Regions from separate parts of the Homo sapiens genome. Here region 1 is linked to region 2. Evidence: chromatin contacts called from ENCODE Hi-C or POLR2A ChIA-PET data. All regions are on one chromosome and are shown on one strand. The core of a region is the stretch at or near the end of the contact, and the rest is flanking DNA. Distances in the headings are between cores, read along the strand shown.

Region 1 (6,769 bases), core at 2,192-4,691, 73 kb before region 2:
GGAGATCCTTGTCTAAAGCCAGTACATTTTGCTCAATTGATCATTATTTTTCTTTGGCTGAGTTAAGTAGCATTCTTCGCTCTTTCGCTAAAGGATCAATTCCTTGTCTCAGGAGCATTTGAAGCTTCTGGATGAGGATTAGAATGATTGAAATCTATCTGTGACCCTGTGGAGTGACTCCAGGCAAGTCTCAGATGCCTCTAACCCTCTCCATCCAAAATGCCCAATGCAGCTAGGTTTCTTTTAAGATCAGCAATGATTATTGTTTTTCTCTCTATGCAGAAACTTGCTTCAAGAAGGAGTCTCTACCTTTTAAGTGCCAGGCTAGGAGCCTCTTTATTGGACCACATTAGATCTTCCCTACAGCCCAATTTTGAATTATTATTTTTATTGCTTTCTTATTCTTTAACACTCAAAAATCTTTGGAAACATAAAAGCCTGTGATGTAGTTCATGTTGTGAGTTAAGGGAGGTACAAGAAGTGTGTCATTTCAGGTCCTCTGAGAAACACATGCCAAGATGGAATTAGGCAGAGCATAAATGCACGGGGGAGAATGTATGTGAAGGATATAGGGTGTGGGAGCAGGAGTGGTGAGGACAGCCCTCAGGCAGCAGTGCAGGCCTGGCACTTGCTGAAGGAGAGTGGAAAGGAAAGAGAGTTGGGTAGGAAGAATCTAGACTACAGCATAGCTCCAAGAAAGCCACAGCCAGGCTTATGGGAAGCCCAAGAACAGAGGAGTTGCCACTGGACAGGACTGGCCTGGCTGTAGTACATCTGTTGTGCCCAGGGAGGGGGAGGCCTCAGTGTGAAGGCTGCAGGGAGCCCAAAGGATCCATAGTGTAAGGCTGTCATCCTGCTACTCCTGGTAGCAGGTTCTCTCAAAGGGAGATCAAAGTGAGGTAGGAGGTGAGACTTTACTTTGAAGGCAGGGTTCAGATACTGGACCAAATTGGGGACTAACTAAAACAAGTCCAGGGCAGAAGCACCACCCCATAAGACACGCCCATCACTGTGCCCTGTCAGTTTACCATTACCATGGCAACACCCAGAAGTTCCCACCCCTTTCTGTGGCAATGACTTGACAACCTAGAAGTTACCACCTCTTTTCTAGAAATTTCTGCATAAACCACCCCTTAATTTGCATACAATTCAGAGCAGGCATAAAAATGAGTGCAGAACTTCCTCTGAGCTGTTACTCTGGGCCCACTGCCTATAGGGTAGCCCTGTTCTGCAAGGAGCAGTACCTCTGCTGCTCCTGTGCACTGGGCGCTTTCATCAAAGGCTGTTCAACACCATTGGCTTGCCCTTGAATTTTCTCCTCGGCAAAGCCAAGAACCTTCCTGGGCTAAGCCCCAATTTGGAGGTTCATCTGTCCTGCATCAAAAGGTGCTTTCTTGTGACCACCACAATCAGCAGGAAGGTTTTCGTGATTTCATAAATATGTGGTTATTTTTACTTATTTTTATACAATAAGAGGGAGGAGATTGTGGGGGTTCAAAGTTAGTCCTGGCTTTGTGGCTCCATCACTGTGCTGGCTGTGACCTTAGGCAAGGAGCTAAATTTCCTTATCCCTTTTGTTTATTTACTCGTTTATTTTTGTTTGTTTATTCGTTTGTTTTTTTAAGAGTCTTGCTTTGTCACCCAGGCTGGAGTGCGGTGGTGTGATCTCGACTCACTGGAACTTCTGCCTCCCAGGTTCAAGTGATTCTTGTGCCTCAGCCTCCCGAGTAGCTGGGATTACAGGCACCCATCACCACTCTTGTCTGTTAATTGAAAACAGTGAAAGTATCTCTCCCATGGAATTACTTTGAGAGTTTTGATAGAAGGTATGCAAAGTGCTTAGCACAGTGCCAGGTACCTAGCAAGTATTTTTACTTTGGAATATATTATAAGATGAGATCTAGGCTAACTATCCACTGATGATTACTTTGATTTTAGAGGGTCTTGTTTTTTGAAATGATATTGTTAAGGTGAGTCTGGTCAGTAGGCAAACTGAAATGCATGTATGGACAATGACCCCCAGCTCAGCCTGAGTCCCCCAGCAGCACTCTCCCACCAACCCTGTGAGGTAGGTTTTATTATGTTTAGTTTACAGATGAGCAAACTGAGGCCCAGAAAGATCTTGGTGATTTTGTGGAGCAAGTCATTCAGGAATGACCAGAGTATTGCATTGCATCCCCTTAGTTAATGATGGGCAGGTGACCCAGTAAGAACCAAGGAGATGTGGTGAGACTGCCCAGGGTAGCTGCGAAGATGTTGAGCTCTTTTACTAATGGTCTTGGACCAGGGAGAATGTGAGGCTGGTGATGCTGAAGCTGTCTTACCTGCACAAAGGTAAGCCTCTCTGAGAATGTGGCAGAGGCAGAAATATTTGGCCTTGAATGAGTGAATCTAATAGCCATCCAAACCCTTTCTCCTATAACTGCTCTTTTTTATTTTTTAATTTATTTTTGTTTTATTTTATTTTTAAAAAATGTTTGTGGGTATATAGTAGGTGTATATATTTATGGGGTAGATAAGATGTTTTGATACAGGCATGCAATGTGAAGTGAGCACATCATGGAGCTCTAACTACACCTGAGGAGATTGCTAGTTGTTTCAAAATACCCCTCTTCTTCATCATGTGACTAACAGAACTCCTCAAGTTTTAGCTGGGCACATGGCTACCCAAGTACTACATTTCCCAGCCACCCTTACAGCTGGTTGTGATCATGTGGTTATGTTCTGACCAATAGCATATGGGCAGAAGAGAAGTGATGAATGCAACTTATGCATTGCATCCTTAAAAGAAAGCTTCTTGCCCTTCTCTTATACCTTCTCCCTTCTTGGCTAGGATATGACAACGGAGTGACTGGTCAGACTGCAAGGAAGAGGCAGAACCCTTTCACAATCTTGGGTACGGTTTGTTCTTTGACTGTTATATGAGGCAAAACCAAACCAAACAAAAAACACTGCTTCTACTGCAGGGACCAAAAAAGCTTAAAAACGTACTTTCCCAGCCTCCTCTGTGGCTAAAGTGGCCTCATGGCACTGATGTATTCAATCAACTGGAAGCAGAGGTCAGCTGGGAACTTTGGGGATTGATTTACTTTTCTGGATAAAAAAAAAAAAAATCGGAAGTTAGCTAGCCTCTTCTTTCTGCCTTGAATGTCTAGAGCTGGACCTGTCCTCCTGTGACCCTGAAGACAGTAGAGCTGAAATGAAGAAGGAGGCTGGGTTCTTGATGACATTACTGAGCTGCTGCATAGTAACGTCATCTATGCCTATTCTGGGCTGCTTGTTGAATGAGAAAAATAAACCTCTCTCTGGACTTCTTATGTGAGAAAAACAAACCACACTTTGTTGAAGCCTCTGTTAGCTGAGTTTCATGTTATTGCAGCCCAAATGCCCAAATATCAGTGAAACTTAGTGGTGTGTCAGACAGCCCAGATGTTGATGATGTCATCTGGCCTTCTGAATACAACTGTGCCTGAGACTAAACCCAAGCCCCTGGACTTTTCAGCTATTAGAGAAAGAGTAAGTTCTCTTTCTGCTTAAGCAGTTTAGGCTGGATTTTCTGTGGCCTGGATGGAAAGACCCCTGATACAACTATGAACCAATAGCAACTAGATACATTCTGTTTTCACCTCCTCTTAGTCTCTCCCCTGATTTTACGGTTAAAAAAAAAAAAAAAAAAAGTAAAATTAGAGCAAGGAAAGAAAGAAGAAAGGAATAAAGAAGGAAGGATAAGATAAGAAACAATAGAAGACTTGAACTAAATTAAAAGAGGTTAGAGGCCAGGCACGGTGGCTCATGTCTGTAATCCCAGCACTTTGGGAGGTCGAGGCAGGTGAATCACGAGGTCGGGAGATCGAGACCATCCTGGCTAACACGGTGAAACCCCGTCTCTACTAAAAAAAAAAAAACAACACACAAAGAAATTAGCCGGGCATGGTGGTGGGCGCCTGTAGTCCCAGCTGCTCGGGAGGCTGAGGCAGGAGAATGGCATGAACCTGGGAGGTGGAGCTTGCAATGGGCCGAGATCACACCACTGCACTCCAGCCTGGGCAACAGAGCGAGACTCTGTCTCAAAAAAAAAACAACAACAACAACAACAAAAAAAAAAACAAAAGGTTAGAAGCTTTTACAGTTCCTTTGTTTGGAAACCTGGGTCCTAGTGTCCCTTGCGCAGGATGCTCGTTTCTGACTTTTGTGGCCTGCCCTTGACACCATTCGAGCATATGGATTTCAGTGGGTAGTGTGACTCAGCTTCCCATTCCCAAAACTCCAGAGCCACATTGCTGGGTCCCTTCACTCTGCTTTACTCTCCTCCCAAGACAGACGTAGCATGGGCCACGTGAATTCATCCATGTCCTGAACTAATCTGGTTGTTCTACCAGGTTACTCTTAAGTTCATGGGCCATCACCCCCTTGTACTTACTGAGCTCCAGGGTTTTCATCTCTTCTGAGAATCGACCGTTTAGTCCAATCTTAGTACAGACCAGCATTAATAGGCAATTACCACAGGGAGATAATACAGAGGGAAAAATGGCTAAAAATATACAGTGAATCACAGAAAATTACATCTCTTAAAACCTACAGTGTATTCCTATTGCCATAGCAACCCTTGGCTAGTAAAGACAGAGATGATTTATCACAGGCTTTCCCCGGAGCTCGGTTCTGCCGGAAGCACCTCCAGCCTGTGGTGAGTTCCAGCGAGGAGGGCAATGCAGACATCATACAACCGGGTTTTCTCTCCTCCATCCCTTCCAGTGGCATTTCTGCGGCAAGAAGACTTGAGTTCCTTCTATATAACCCAGGTCATCTCCCGGCCCCTTTTCTGAGATGAAAGTGGCTGTCTCTAACCTCTGACAACGCGGCGTCCTGCCGACACGATGTGAATGCCAGCGGCAGCAGTGCGCTGACTTCCAGGAGGGGGCAGTGGGGCTGGGGGACATGAGGAGGCTGTAGGTGCCAGACCGTCTGAACAAATGAGGAGAGGAGAGGAGTTCTTTCTCCTCCTGTTCCTTTTCCTCCCTACTTCTCTCTCACCTTCCCACTTCCCTGACTCTCCTCTCTACCCTGCTACTTCCTCAGTAGGTCTACTGTGAAATGGACTGGACATACATCAGGACCGGGAGAAGAGAGAGGAAGTCATGTCCTCACTTAGGAAATGAGTCTGGTCTTTAGGAAGATTATAAAATGTATGTAAATAAACATCTTGTTATTTCGTTGGAACTCTAAAATTCACTGGCATAGATGCTGTGCTTTCTCATAATGTTAAAAATTAGATTCTTGAATGCTGTTTAAACATTCATAATTTGGAGAAATAGCCTGGACCAGAGTTTTGGAGAATCCACCTTCAAAAATAACCCTAGCTGGGGGGCAGTAACATGCACCTGTAGTCCCAGCTAGTCAGGAGGCTGAGGTGGGAGGATTGCTTGAACCCAAGAGTTTGAGGCTGCAGTGAGCCATGATCACCTCTGTAAATAGCCACTCTGCACTCCAGCCTGTGCTATGTAGTAAAAGATACCCTGTTTCAATAAAAAAAAAAAAAAAAAGAAGAAGAAGAAGAAGAAGCTGGAAGGAGCTCCCATTCAAATCTTGGACAATCTGAACTTTTAAAAAATAATAATAATAATCAACTGGGCACGGTGGCTCATGCCTGTAATCCCAGCATTTTGGGAGGCCAAGGCGGGTGGATCACCTGAGGTCAGGAGTTCGAGACCAGCCTGGCCAACACGGTGAAACTCCATCTCTACTAAAAATACAAAAATTAGCTGGGCATGGTGGTGAGCACCTGTTTTCCCAGCTACTCGGGAGGCTGAGGCGGGAGAATTGCTTGAACCCAGGAAGCGGAGGCTGCAGTGAGCCGAGATCACACCACTGCACTCCAGTCTGGATGACAAAAGGGAGACTTCATCTAAAATAATAATAATAATAAATTGGATAAAATGTGAAAATCTAAGTCCATATTAATATAAGCAAATAAATAAATGGAGAAAAAGAAAAAGGCTTTCCTTAGAGTAAAATTACAACTAATATAGGTATAAGAAATGATAAAATTAGAAAATGACCATTTGGTAAACCTTAGAGTCATTAATGATTCAGGCAAGAATTATCAAGGGATGTTAAAACTAGTGGGTAAAAATTTGATGAGAAACAGTGTATTTACACAATCTCAAAGTAGATCCTCATAAAACACCTATTGATTTCAAAGAGAAAAATAATAACTTTACAGTAGAGAGGACTGATAATCCCCACCTGAATCAAATGATCAAAGTTAACATCGCAAGGGACAAATGGGACAGATTGATAGCATATATCTCCTGATGTATGTGTGCTGAAGGACATGATATCACCTCTGTGGTTTTCCTGCCAAAAAGGTACAACCGGAATCTAATTGTGAGGAAACATCAGACTAATTCAAAAGGAGGGACAGTCGATTAAATAAATGGCTTACATTCTTCAAAAATGTCAGTGTCATGAAAGACAAAGCTGAAGAACTATTCTAATTGAAGAAACCTAAAAAGACATGATATTGCTGGCCGGGCGCGGTGGCTCACGCCTGTAATCCCAGCACTTTGGGAGGCCGAGGTGGGCAGATTAAGAGGTCAGGAGATCGAGACATCCTGGCTAACACAGTGAAACCCCGTCTCTACTAAAAATACAAAAAAAAAAAAAAAAATTAGCGGGGCGTGGTGGCGGGCGCCTGTAGTCCCAGATACTCGGGAGACTGAGGCAGGAGAATGGCATGAACCCGGGAGGCAGAGCTTGAAGTGAGCCGAGA
Region 2 (6,882 bases), core at 4,237-6,736:
GTGGGATCCTATTGAGAGGTGTGGTGTTTGGAAGCATATAGGGAAGGACGGCTTCATCCTCACAAATGGGATGAGTGTCCTTAAGAGGCCTGAGGGAGCTTGTTCTCCCCTTCAGCCATATGGGGACACATAAAAGGAACCATCTATGTTCATCTTGAACAGCAGGCTCTCACCAGACATTTAATCTGCTGATGCTTTGAACGTGGACTTCTCAGCCTCCAGAAGTGTGAGCAATACATTTCTAGTGTTTATACATTACCCAGTCTAAGGTATTTCGTTATAGCATCCCAAACTGACTAAGACAATCTCTTTCCTTCCTGCCCACCTCTCCCAACTCCACTGTCCCCCTCCCGCCCACGAACAGAAATTTTTGAACTAGTGCAGAGATTGCTGAACAGGGGCTCCCAACAATCCACTCTTGGATCAATAAGAAGTTTAAGAGATAAACCATCCATGCAGAGGGCCCCCAGCTAGGAGACAGGAGGCACTCTCAGCCCCATCACTCCCTAGCTGTGTGAGCCTAAACAAGGTGCTTTTGCAAGTGTGGATCATTGGGAAGGACTGCTTCTTTCCCCTTCCTGATATGTCCTTCCCTGGGCAGGGAACTCTCCTAAGGGAGCCCTCCTGGCTTCTGTCTGCCCTATAGTCACGCCTTCCCAGGGAGGAGGACACAACAGTTAACTTCCCTTTGCCTTTGTTCAGCCAGCTCTATGCCCACACGGTGACCTATATGGATTACATGAGCGGGATCTCTTATCTTCTGGCCTCCCTTGTAGGGAGGAGGATATGAACCCCACACTCCCTTCCCGCAGGTGGCAGCAGGCTGGCCACAGAACACCCCTTGACTGAAGGCGGTCCCTCCTATCAGATGCTTCTCTTTCTTCGGATTCTGGTAACTGCTCCCTCTGCCTCCATTTCAGCTCTGGGATATTGCACTGTCCTTTGTGGATTCTCCATGCTCTGCCCACACTTTTGTGAAGAATCCTCTTATTAGATTTTTATTCAAATTACACAGTTAGAATATGTCAGCTATCCCTGAATGACAGGAGGGGTGACTGAATTCCACTGGTGAGTTTAGGAGAAATTTGGCCTATTTCAATGCCTTCCTCTTTCTTTCTTCTTAGGGGCCGGTCTTTCTACATTGTTGTGCGATGAAGTGGCGCTACCTCCCCCTGTAGAGAGGCCTGCCCTCCCCAGCACTACCTGAGCGCCTATTCTTTCTTTTTCTTTTTCTTTCTTTTCTTTTCTTTTTTTTTTTTTTTTTTTTGACACAGGGTCTTGCTCCATCACCCAGACTGGAATGCAGTGGTAAACATGACTCACTGCAGCCTTGACCTCCCAGGCTGAGGTGATCTTCCCACTTCAGCCTCCTTAGTAGCTGGGACTACGGGCATGCACCATCACACCCGGCTAATTTATTTTTTGTAGAGATGTGGTCTCACCATGTTGCCCAGGCTGATCTCTAACTCCTGAGCTGAAGTGATCCACCCACCTAGGCCTCCCAAAGTGCTGGGATTACAGGAGTGAGCCACTGTGCCCAGCCTGGGTGCCAGTTCTAACTCATTCTGGGCTTTGGTATTAGGCAGCCCTAAGACAGAAATATATTATTACTCAATATCAGCATTTATATCAGTAATAAATAGGGTCTCCATTTGTTAACTAATTTGTCCTATTTCTCAGCTGGTGGAGGACTTGGGTTGGTAGGGGGTGTTACTGGGCCCCCTCAAATACCTCACATGGGTAGATAGCCTCCCTGGCCGCTCAGGACCACTGGGTGGAAGAGGCTGTCACATGAGCCCTTATGTAATGGCTATTAGGAAACTCTCTTTAAGATAGCTGTGGCTTCTCTTTTCCCAGTGGTATCCTGCCCTTTCCAGAGGAGGCTGCCGTGAGGTGATTGGAAGGAATGTGTCCTGGTCTCCATCAGAGCTGTTGAGTCAGTCACTTGGCCGCTCAGCAGAATTGCTCAAGTAGACTGGGAAGGAGACCCCAGGATAGTTCATGAGTGGCTATGTTACTGTCCCATGGCAGTGCCGAGAGGAGACGCTCATGCACAAAGGGGATCAGAAGCAGGCTTAGGAAGCCCAGCCCTGCAAGCCAAGGGCAAAGGCCAGCCTGCTGTCACCTGCAGGAAGGGAGTGCGGGTTCATATCCTCCTCCTCAGGAGGGAGGCCAGAAGATAAGAGATCATGCTCATGTAATCCACACAGGTCACCCCGTGGGTATAGAGCTGGCTGAACAAGGGCAAAGGGGAGATAGCTGCTGCGTCCTCCTCCCTGGGAAGGCATGACTACAGGGCAGACAGAGGCCAGGAGGGCTCCCTTAGGAGAGTGCCCTGCCCAGGGATTACTAAGGAGGGGCCGTATTCTAGTCTCTCAGTGAAGAGGAGTGGGCAGTTGTACAGGGGAAGAGCCCCGACAACCCTCTGAGCTTCCAGGTCCTGTTGTCCAGCCAGTGGGTTACCCAGGGGAACTCTTTGCTCTTTTGCCTTCTTCTAGGTCCTGCCTCTGCTACTAGTGTTTGGAAATGCTCATTAATTTTAATACTAACATGGGGAAAGCTAATTAGGAAGGTGAATCCACTGCAAAATAAATTATCTGATGCATTTACAAAGGAATGAATTATCTATTGTTCAGGATTGCTCTGCTCCACTCCCCTTCCATTAGCACAGCTCAGAGCCAGCCGGGTGTGAGCTGCACTTGTTCTTCCACTGTGGGGGCCAGAGGATGCTGTAGACAATAAGCATGAATAAGCTTCAAGGAGGAAGAGGTCCTGTTAGGCCAGGGCAGACAGAAAGCCTTCATAGAGCTGGGAATTGAACTAATTTTTAGCTGGGGGAGATATTCTACAACATAATTTGTCATGACTATTCATGATTCCATTGTATAGTTTTTACAATTTGGTCAATCACCTATTGTTGAGTCAATCCCCTATTGTTGAACATCGAAGTTATTTCTATTTTTTGTTGCTATAAATAATACTGTAATGAACATCCTTATATACATATTTTTACATATTTATCCAATATTTAAAGGATATTTTTCTTGAAAGGGAGTTGATGAGTCAAAGGGTAGGCACATATTTTATTTTATTTTATTTTATTTTATTTTTATTTTTATTTTTTTTGAGATGGAGTCTCACTGTGTTGCCCAGGCTGGAGTGCAGTGGTGCAATCTTGGCTCACTGCAAGCTCCGCCTCCCAGGTTCACGCCATTCTCCTGCCTCAGCCTCCCGAGTAGCTGGGACTACAGGCGCCCGCCACCACGCCCAGCTAATTTTTTGTATTTTTAGTAGAGACGGGGTTTCACCGTGTTAGCCAGAATGGTCTCGATCTCCTGACCTCGTGATCGGCCTGCCTTGGCCTCCCAAAGTGCTGGGATTACAGGCGTGAGCCACCGCGCCCGGCCATTATTTTTATTATTGTTTTTGAGGCAGGGTCTTGCTCTGTTGCCCAGGCTGGGGTGCAGTGGTGTGATCATGGCTCACTGCAGCCTGGACTATCCTGGGCTCAAGCTATCCTCCTCCCTTAGCTTCCTGAGTAGCTAGGACTACAGGTGTGTGCCACCACACCCAGCTAATTTTTGTATTTTTAGTAGAGACAGGGTTTTGCCATGTTGCCCAGACTGGTCTCGAACTCCTGGGCTCAAGTGATCTGCCCACCTCAGCCTCCCAAAGTGCTGGGATTACAAGCATGAGCCACTGTGTCCAGCCCACACATTTAAAAAATCATTTTTTTTTCTGATTGCCAAAGTAATACTCACCGTAAAACATTCAAACACAAGATTGTGCTTGAATGTGTTTGAATGTTTTACGGTGAGTATTACTTTGGCAAAAAAAAAAAAAAAAAATAATCAGAGCATCATTGGTTTTGAAAATGAAAGTCTCCTATAGTTTCACATCTCAGAATTATTTTATGCTGACTTTTAAAAATGAGACACTAACATGTAACAGAAACACCTCTGAAGACTTACTTTTCATCACACTTAGAATGGACACCAGAGCCCAGAGCCCACACCACGGCCACATCTCCCTCCACTCTTTCCTCCCCCTACTTTGCTCCAGCTGCTGTGGCTGCCTTGCAGTTTTAGAACCAGTTAAACACGGCAATACTGTAGGCCTCTGTGATGGCTGGTTCTTCCGGTCAGAATATCCTTGCCCCAAATATTCAGGTAATTCCCGCCCTCACTTTTATTCAGGTCTCTGCTCAACTGTCACTATTTTGGAAAGCCCCTCTCTAAGCATCCTAAGCAGAATAGCACACCTCATAATTCAGTTTCTTCATACCACGTATCATTACGTGACATTTAATTCTGTCTATTTATTTGCTTACTGTCTATTTAGAAAACTGTGAGAGCAGCCGGGTGCAGTGGCTCACGCCTGTAATCCCAGCACTTTGGGAGCCTGAGGCGGGTGGACCACTTGGGGCCAGGAGTTCGTGACCAGCTTGGCCAACATGGTGAAACCCCGTCTCTACTAAAAATACAAAAAATTAGCTGGGCATGGTGGTGCACGCCTGTAGTCCCAGCTACTCGGGAGGCTGAGGCAGGAGAATTGCTTAAAACCGGGAGGCAGAAGTTGCAGTGAGCCGAGATCGTGTCACTGCACTCCAGCCTGGGCGACAAGAGCGAAACTCTGTCTCAAAAAAAAAAAAAAAGAAAACTGTGAGAGCAAGGACTTTGCCTTGCTCTCTGCATATCCCCAGTACCTGGAACAGAAACTGGCACATAATAGGTGCTTAATAAATGCATGTTGAATGATTGAATAAAATTAAACTCTATAGTTCTGAAACCTGTTTTTGTGTGTGTGGTTAACAGGAGTCTCTTAATAGATAATACCTAGTACTTTTTTCAATTCCCTTATACATTCATTTGAAGTGTGCATTATAAAATTCATTGTTCAACATACAAATGAGTATCATTGACTTTGGGATCAAAGGAAGGGAAAATTATTCAAAAGAGCACTGTATGTATTTACACAGATGAAGCTGCTTTTTTACTGAACGGTATATCATGGACATCTTTTCACATCAATATATAAATCTTTCTAGTCTGCACAGTGGTACACAGTTTATTTACCCAATTCTCTTTTGATGGGCATTTGGATTGTTTCCAATTTTTCTATATTATAGACAATGTTGCATTGCACATCCTTACACATATATCCTTTGCATGCTTTTAATGTTTTATATCTTTTATCTGAGATGATGGAAAAACCTACAAGCATGAATGTCTAGCATGAGATTGGAAATGCAGTCTGGGAGCTGAGAGCTATCTAGCTTGGGGGTAGATTGGAGATTTCTTCACACATATCCAATCACTGAAGTAATAGGAATCCATGAAATATAAAGAAGGAAATCGAGCAAAGCTGGAAAACATGAATCTTAAGCAATGTCTGCACTTAGAGGGCAGGAGGAGGGAGGCAAGAAACTATTCATTTTTGACAGTTATTTCTTGATTGGTATTTTCTGAAGACTGGAAACACAATGACACAGTATGAGTGATGTGGACTTTGTTCCTGCCTTCCTGTGGCATACAGTCTCATGGAAGAGGAACGCAGAAAATAAACAGTGAAATCAGATGATCATAATAGAGTGGATAATACAAGATGACATGGAAGTACATAGGAGGGCAATTGCCACAGACGACAGCCTTAATGGAAAGTGCTCTAGAGGTTACCTCTGAGCTGAGCCTGATGTAAATAGGAGTTAGCCAGGTGAGGTGGTGCGGGTCAGGAGTGAGGAAGACTTCCAAGCTGAAGGAACAGCACTTTCAAGGTTCGGAGTTGTGAGGGAATGTGGCACATCCAGGGCACTGAAAAAAAAAGTTTACTGTGTGTGTCAGGAGACACACACAGTAAAGTGTGTGAGAGTGAGGTGGGTGGTGGGGGAGAGGACTGAGAAGTAGGCAGGGGCCATGATAAGAGGTTTGGCTTTAATTTTAAAGGCAATGAAGAATTTTAAGCAGGGAGGTCGTGAGATCAGTTCTGTAGGTACATTAGACAATGACTCCGACTGCAGTGCGGACAATGTATTGAAGGGTGTGGCATGGGAGAGAATAAGACCAGAGGGTCACCTGGTGGGAACCAGGGAAGAGGGGATATGGCTCTAAGTCAGAGTAATAGTGTTGGGCGTAAAGAGCAGTGGATGGATTCTAGAGGCATTTAGGAGGATTGGGAGGTAGAATTGACAGGACTTCGTTACAGGCTGGATTGAAGGGGAGAATGAAAGTGAAGAATCAAAGATGACAAATGAATGCAAAGAGCAGCTCCTGGTTTGGGTAATCGAGATAGGAAGATAAGCTGGTCCGGAAGGCAGTAAGGATGAAAACTTTACCTCTGGACAAGTCCCGTTTTTTGTGGGATGTCCAAGTAGAGGTGTTAAGCAGACAGGAGAGAAAGATCTGGGCTGGAGACAGCTCGGTGTCACGGGCATCCAGACAGAATTGACACCTTGGTAAATGTGAACTCTATAACATCCGGGACTTTGTCTTCTTCATTGTGATACCTCAGGGCTTAGAACCTTGCCTGATTCGTGGTGTGTGCTCAGTAAATATTTGTGGAGTGAAGGAGTGGATGAGATCACTCGGGGAAAGTGAGGGAAGAAGAAGGCCCAAGCCAGAAAGCCAAGGAGCACAGGGAGTGTCACTGCTGCACAGGAGAAAGAGAGACAGAAGGAGGGAGAGAGAGAGACAGGGAGGAGAGAGAGGGAGAGAAAAGAGAGAGGGAGAGAGAGGGGCATGTCAGGGACACAGAGAGGAAGCAGTCAGGGCAGGAGGAGGAGCTGGGCGAGGAGAGGCAGGAAGTGGTGAATAATGTCAAAGCTGTTGAGAGTAACTCAAAGGGGCAACAAAAGTCCAAGAGATTTGGACAACACGGAGGTCATTA

The links. Hi-C counts contacts between places; a loop is a spot of excess contacts on that map. ChIA-PET counts read pairs that join two places held with the same protein, here RNA polymerase II (POLR2A). Pooled maps may share reads with other maps.
Region 1: a loop to region 2 is called in a pooled map, with 2.1 times the contacts of the local background. The contact joins two enhancer-like sites. A Hi-C loop is called at or near these places in 2 of 168 maps with a recorded cell type or tissue (Caco-2 and PC-9) and 6 of 50 pooled maps. POLR2A ChIA-PET finds 5 or more read pairs at or near these places in 2 of 52 experiments (GM10248 and activated B cell).

What each region holds. Positions count from the first base shown.
Region 1 is chr14:65,166,233-65,173,001 of GRCh38, forward strand. No RefSeq gene overlaps it. Among named protein-coding and RNA genes, the nearest start is that of LINC02324, 53 kb to the right of the region's middle. RefSeq lists enhancers at 3,015-3,114, 4,678-4,737, 4,758-4,927. Within about 2 kb of position 3,442, at least 4 of the 41 ENCODE cell types and tissues checked have a DNase peak (open chromatin) inside an H3K27ac peak, as active enhancers do.
Region 2 is chr14:65,237,390-65,244,271 of GRCh38, forward strand. No RefSeq gene overlaps it. Among named protein-coding and RNA genes, the nearest start is that of LINC02324, 18 kb to the left of the region's middle. RefSeq lists an enhancer at 662-1,230. Within about 2 kb of position 5,487, at least 3 of the 41 ENCODE cell types and tissues checked have a DNase peak (open chromatin) inside an H3K27ac peak, as active enhancers do.